Linked DNA regions of Homo sapiens: region 2 is linked to region 1. A link is a contact called in ENCODE Hi-C or POLR2A ChIA-PET data. All regions are on one chromosome and are shown on one strand. The core of a region is the stretch at or near the end of the contact, and the rest is flanking DNA. Distances in the headings are between cores, read along the strand shown.

Region 1 (3,070 bases), core at 320-2,819:
GAAAAATTTGCTGGGTGTGGTGGTGGGCACCTGCAGTCCCAGCTACTCCAGAGGCTGAGGTGGGAGGATCAATTGAGCCTGGGAGGGAGGCTGTAGTAAGCCGTGATCAGGCCACTGCACTCCAGCCTGGGCAACATAGCAAGACTCTGTGTCAAAAACAAGTCTTTTTTTACAGCTTTAACTGACATACAGAGGACTACATATATTTAAAGTATGCAACTCGATTGTTTTGTTTTGTTTTAAAGCAAAATCTTGCTCTGTCACCCAGGCTGGAGTGCAGTGGCACAATCTCGGCTCACTGCAGCCTCCGGCTCTGGGGCTCAAGCGATCCTCCCACCTCAGCCTCTCAAGTAGCTGGGACCACAGGCGCACGCCACCACGCCCGGCTAATTTTTTGTATTTTTGGTGGAGACAGGGTTCTCGCCATTTTGCCAGGCTAGTCTTGAACTTCTGAGCTCAAGCTGACCCTCTTGCCTCGGCCTCCCTAAGCGTTGGGATTACAGGCATGAGCAAAGGCGCCTGGCCTCAGTTATTTTTCTAACCTTTATAGCATGTTTCCCCTTAAAATGTGCTTAAGTACTTTTTTATTGTCCCTCTTCTCCCACTAAACTGCAGTTTCCTGAAGGCAAAGGTTTTCTGTTTCCCTCACCACTGTGCACCCTCTGTATGGATGTTTGTTGACTGAATGAATGAATACAATGAAAGAACTGGAGGTAGGAAATAAAGTTGTAAACTTGGTTAGTAAAAGGCTATGCAATTTAGGAAAAGTTGACTTTAAAGCAGAGGGATTTTGGGGGTCCTGTTTCTTCTTTCATTTGTCCATGGAATAATGTCTAACATTTATTGAGTACTTTCAAGCACTATACTAAGTACTTCACAGGTACTATAGAATTTAACTCCCGAGCAACCCCATGGGGGTAATCAAGCTTTATTAACCTCATCTGTCAACAGCCATCAATGGTGGAGAGCCACAGTCAGGTTTAAGTAGGCCGTATCCAATTAATCCAAAGTAATCGACACCCCGTCAGTCAACAATAGCTGTTTCATCAACGTACTTTTCGGAGAAACCCCCTGAATTCCCCGCTTTACCTTTCTATCTTGGGACCGAAACCTACTCGGCGGTTGCTAACCCTTAAGGGAGTTTCCTGGAGAATGTGAGCACCCTTGGTGGAGGAGCAGCAGCTGCTCAGATCTAGCAAGTCTGAGACGAACCGAGCAAGGCAATCTCAGGACTCCCAGAGTGCCGGGGAGGAAGGAAGAAACAGGTCAGTTGGCGCGAACTGGATTCTTGTGCCTCTGGGTGACGAAAGGTGAAGGGATTGTACGCTTCGCCCACGCCAGCCTGGGGCTCGGGATCTCCTGACCCGACGGGGAACCACGGTGCGTTTCCCCAACTACACCGCACGTCACGGACTAAGGCGACTTAGTCCCGCCCACCTTCACCGCCCCATTATCAGTTTGGCGCTAGGACCCCACGACCCTCAACTCGGCCCTCTCCTCCCACTCGGGCCAGATCCGGCCTTCGATTGGTGCTCGCGGGCGTGATTCCCGCCCCCGCCCCTTCCGTCATTGCCAAGATGGCGCCGGTCGCGGTGGCCGCGGAGGCTAGAGTCGGAGAAAGAGGCGGAGGCAGTGGCGGCCGCGAGGGGAGGGGGAGTCCCGTCTGACTGAGACGGCAGGCCTGGGCGGGCGGGCGGGGGTGCCGCGAAGGGCGGAGCGCCGGGCTGGGGATGAGCTAAGCGGGCTCAGAGCGCCGCGGCATTCAGCCCCTCGTGTTCCGCTACCGCGCGTGCGGGATTCCGGCGCCGCTCTCCGAGCTCGATCCGCTGCTCGCACGGGAGCCAGCTGGGTGGTGAGTGCGGGGGCGGCGACCCGGGCAGCGGTGGCAGGTGGAGCTGTCACGGCCCGGAGAGGTGACAGCCGGGGGCGCGGGAGCGGGGCGGGTGGGTTCGGGGAGGAGGCACGGATGGCCGAGATCTCCGCCCGAGAGCTCCTGAGATCCGGGAGGTGCTCCGCGGCTCGGTCCGCCCCGGGATGGCGCGGCGGTGCTGAGAGTAGCACCCGCGCCTCTGCGTCGGACGCGTGGGGGGCTCCTGTGTTTTCATTCCAGATTTTCTATTCCAGGCTGGCCTGGGGCTGTTGTTATTTGGGAGTGGGGGCGGGGAGGGGGAGGTCCTGGATCTGGGATTTTGACAAGCCCGTTACGTAAGTCGGAGGTGGCTTCCCGGAATCCCACCTGCTCGGTATCTGAGACAGGCGGCGGGGGGAGCCCGGGGTGCCTGCAGGCCCACTTTTCCTCCCAGGGTCTGTTCAGCCTTCCCCGGCCCGCGGGCACGGGTTCTGCGTGAGCGCGGCCAGCGTCCAAGTTGACCAGTTTTTTTTCTAGTCTTTTTGGGGGGGTGTGTGGTGGGGGAAGGGAACTGTTCCTGGTTACCACCATTCCCTTTGAAGTTTATTGTTTTCTGGAGGTGGGGGGCAGGAAAAACAGTAAAAAGCTTGTGACCTAAAATTGGGTCGCAGCGACAGCTTTTCATTATCGTGCTTTTAAATGACAGATGTGCTGGAAGATTGTTGTTGTTGTTCCAATGTGCTTTTAATTCAAACGTATGGTTACGCCTAGAACCGTAGAGAGAGGTTTTTGTCTTATAGGACAGTTATTTCTTGTTTGCAACAGCAGGACAGGCATCAGTCAACAGGCATGTATTTATTTGAGGAGAAAACGCGTGTCAGCCAGCTAGAGACCCGTGAGGGCAGAAATTGTATTACTCTGTGAATATGTTATTCTTTAAAATGTATTATACGTTAATGAAAAGAATAGCCCGAATGTAAAAGAAGTCTTAGAAGATTACAAGCTGTTATTTGGTGTGTATATAGTCTCCTTCTATTTTCTGTTTACCCTAGTATACCTCTTCTCTCCTTGGGGGAGGAGGTGGAGACACCTGTAAACAGCGTAGCCCCGGTTACGCTAATCTATTGTAGTACATTTGGGATTATTTTAAGAAGTATTCTGGGGGACCTAAGATTGGGTAATAAGTAAGGACTCTTGAGCAAGTTATTCAGTTTATGTTGA
Region 2 (3,286 bases), core at 162-2,661, 1.8 Mb before region 1:
TACTTGGGAGGCTGAGGTAGGAGAATCGCTTGAGCCCAGGAGGCAGAGGCTGCAGTGAGCCGAGATCGTGCCACAGCACTGCAGCCTGAGCGACAGAGTGAGGCCCTGTCTCAAAATAAATTAATGAAACAGTGTGCTCAAACATGGTAAGTTAAAGTTGTCCTTTTTCCCTTTCTCAGCTGGTCACCAAGTTCAGAGAACTCAGTAGAAAAACAAGGCTGGAATCTGTCCAAGGACATTCCCCGAAACACTTGGGGGGAAAAAACCTCTCTTCTAGATTCAGCAGTTTGCATTTGCGTGGTTGTGTCTATATGTGTGTCCCAGCCCGGGCCATGAGCTCTCTGAGGGCAGGGGTTCAGTCAGATTGATCTATCTCCCCAGGGTCCTAGACATTTGCCAGGTTTTAGTGGTTGCAATTTATCAATGCTGTGCCTGAAGCAATAAAACTGCCTCCACAGGAAGCCAGCAGTAGCCATTGCCACTGGCTCAGGTCACCAGTGGTCAAGGTGCTGACTACTCAAGTCCCTGAGTCCCCCTTGCTGGCATCCGGACACTGAGATTACCACTCACCAGCACATCCCTGAAGAGTAACTGCGGCCCGGAGTGCACTGTCCAGTCCACCGCGCCACTATTTGGGATCTTGATGCGAATTACCAGCACCTGGTTCTCCATGGCAGGAAAGGGGCCAAGGGCTAGCCACAGCATTACAGGTTAAAGAGGCTCACATCCTGGGGTATGGGAAACCCACTGGCCGCTGGTTAGGAGGGGGCTCCAAGAGGTGACAAGGGGAGTGACGGGCAGAGGACAGAGGGTGAAAACAAGGGAATGGAGGATGAGGGGGAGGGAAGAGGGGAGGGGTGATCAGGAACGCACCCGCAGGCACCGAGCCTGCCCAGGCTGTCGGGGGTCTGAGGTGTCTCCCGGGGAGGGTGCACCGGGAAGCGGGCAAAGGCCCGCAGGAACTAGCGGAGGTCGGAAGGTTCTGGAGTTGAGCGAACGCTATGGTGAAGGTCTCTGCCGCCGTGTGGGTATGAGGAGGCAGCAGGGCAAGGACTCGGTTTGGGGGAGATACAGCGGCAGGTGTCCACCGCTCGTCAGTGGACTAGGAGAGGGTCCTCGACTGGAGGGGACTCAGTCCGGGGCTATTAAGAAAGAGCCCCAGGGCCGCCACACCACGGAGAGTCCCCGCGGGAGGTTCAAGGGGCGAGTCTTCTGCCCCACCCGGAGACACAGGGCGCGGCGCGCGCAGGCTGAGCTCCGGCCACCCGAGGCCGCGCGGACTGGCGGCGGCTGCGGCGGCGGCGACGGCGGTAGCGGCGAGAGGAGGAGGAGGAAGGCGGCGGCGACACTGTTACTCCGGAACCAAAACGCGCGGCGCCGGAACCCCGGGAGCCGACGAGCGGGACCCGCCTCCCGCGGCGCCATGTTGGAAAAGGGCAGCAGCTCCCGGGAGGATGCGCCCCCGGCGTGGGAAGCCGAGGAACCGGCGCGCGGCGCGCGGCGCGTGGCGCGTGGCGAGTCGGGGAGAGACTGGTCTTGCTCGCTCAGGAGACCCTCATCGCCCACAGAGCGCCCGCGGCGACCCGGTCACGGCCCTTCCATTTCCTGACCCTGCTTAATGACAGCGAGGTGAAAACATCTACCAAACGAAGGGTAAAAGGCTGGAGTCCGCCAAAAGCCAATTTAAGGCTTAACATTGCAGACCGTTTGTCTTTACAAAAGCTTCAAAGACGGGGCTGCAGCTCCCGGTTATCCCCACTTTGTCAAGCCATGAATCTGAATGTTCGTGGGGTTGTGTGCATCGAATCAGCAAGAGCAAGGCAAGAATTCAAGAAATAGTTCTTTTTTATCCCCCCTTCCAAGTCACAGGTTCAGAGGATCATCATCTTTCTCCCACATTAGCAAAACATATTTGCATTTTTCAGTGAAGTTCTTTACCGCACGAGTGCCCTAAAATAGCAAACAGTTCCCTGTTCAAAAGCAATAGTAAAGAAATTCGCCGAAGAGTTTAATTGCCTGGGGACAGCTGCAGTAGTCGCATCATCGTCTCTTATTAAACTGTTGCAGAAATATTCGGTCTAGTCCATGTATTTTCAACTAAATAGCACTGCTTACGCAGTTGGTGATATGGTGATATCACGGAAGTAGCAATAAACCTTGGTTATCTTTTTTTTTTTTTTTTTTGAGACGGAGTCTCGCTCCGTCGCCCAGGCTGGAGTGCAACGGCGCGACCTCTACTCACCACAACCTCAGCCTCCCGGATTCAAGCGATTCTCCTGCCTCAGCACTACCACCCCCACCAGCCCCCAACCCCTGCCGAGTAACTGGGACTACAGGCGTGCGCCATCCGTGCCCGCTCATTTTTGTATTTTCAGTAGAGACTGGGTTTCACTATGTTGGCCAGGCTGGTCTCAAACTCCTGACCTCGTGATCCGCCCACCTCAGCCTCCCAAAGTGCTGGGGGGATTACAGGTGTGAGCCACCGCGCCCGGCCAACCTTGGTTATCTTCAAATGCCTTGTTACCTCAGATTTTAAAGTGCATAAGGTTGTAGAACGATGGTGCCTCTACAGAAGTTTCTTTACAAATTGTAATGTGTAGGTTCGTCCTTTATTTCTTTCTTATGAAGGTGCACGAATTGGCTTTACTTTCTGGGGTTGAATTTTGTATAAACTCGGTTGAGGAGGCTTGTCAGTTTCCCTTCTAACAGTAAGGTGCTTGATTAATGTGAGAGAAAAAAATTAATGTTGGTCATTTTCAGTTACAATACCAAAATTTTTTCTGCATACTTTACTCTGAGTTACTTTTATATTTAATTTGAAAGGCCATTGTAGGAGATAAATTATCACATTTTAAGTTACTGTAAATCAATAGCTTAGGTAGAAATTCATTTAGTCAGATCCTTCAGATATTCTAGGAATTTCCCCTTTTCACCTGCACTTCACTTCTGTGAAAAATAAACCGTTCATCAAAAGTCCTCATGTACTTTTATTAAAAGTTCATTTCCTATTATTTTAGAAAATAGACCACGAAACTAGAGATTTTCTATGAACCTGTGATTTGTTAAAATGTCTCTTTTATTCGAAGTACCGTGGGGAAAACCAACTCAATTTGCCAAATTTGCATACATATTCTGAAGCTTTTCTTACACTAATGGCAAACTCATATTTCTGTTCCAATATTTGCAGAGCCAATATAATTACACGTCAGCTCTTCATAGCCTTTATGTAGTAAGAAATCTTAACTTTGATGATTTGAGCAAGGATTTTTCCAGAAAGTTATAACTC

Evidence for each region. Hi-C counts contacts between places; a loop is a spot of excess contacts on that map. ChIA-PET counts read pairs that join two places held with the same protein, here RNA polymerase II (POLR2A). Pooled maps may share reads with other maps.
Region 2: a map with no recorded cell type shows a loop between it and region 1 (4-fold over the local background). The contact joins the promoter of MAP2K5-DT here to the promoter of DENND4A in region 1. A Hi-C loop is called at or near these places in 1 of 37 single-sample maps with no recorded cell type and 4 of 50 pooled maps. POLR2A ChIA-PET finds 5 or more read pairs at or near these places in 1 of 52 experiments (activated T-cell).

What each region holds. Positions count from the first base shown.
Region 1 is chr15:65,790,792-65,793,861 of GRCh38, reverse strand. It overlaps DENND4A (DENN domain containing 4A), which reads left to right and starts at 1,569. Exons shown (of 33, transcript NM_001320835.1): 1 at 1,569-1,852. LOC105370866 (a long non-coding RNA gene) reads right to left here and starts at 1,389. Exons shown (of 3, transcript XR_932372.2): 1 at 1,090-1,389. RefSeq lists enhancers at 873-1,492, 716-1,681 and a silencer at 1,683-2,012.
Region 2 is chr15:67,540,755-67,544,040 of GRCh38, reverse strand. MAP2K5-DT (MAP2K5 divergent transcript) reads left to right here and starts at 1,411. Exons shown (of 1, transcript NR_186334.1): 1 at 1,411-2,973. It overlaps MAP2K5 (mitogen-activated protein kinase kinase 5), which reads right to left and starts at 1,338. Exons shown (of 22, transcript NM_145160.3): 1 at 571-1,338. The coding sequence starts at 705. RefSeq lists a silencer at 1,203-1,322 and enhancers at 2,196-2,245, 1,898-2,398.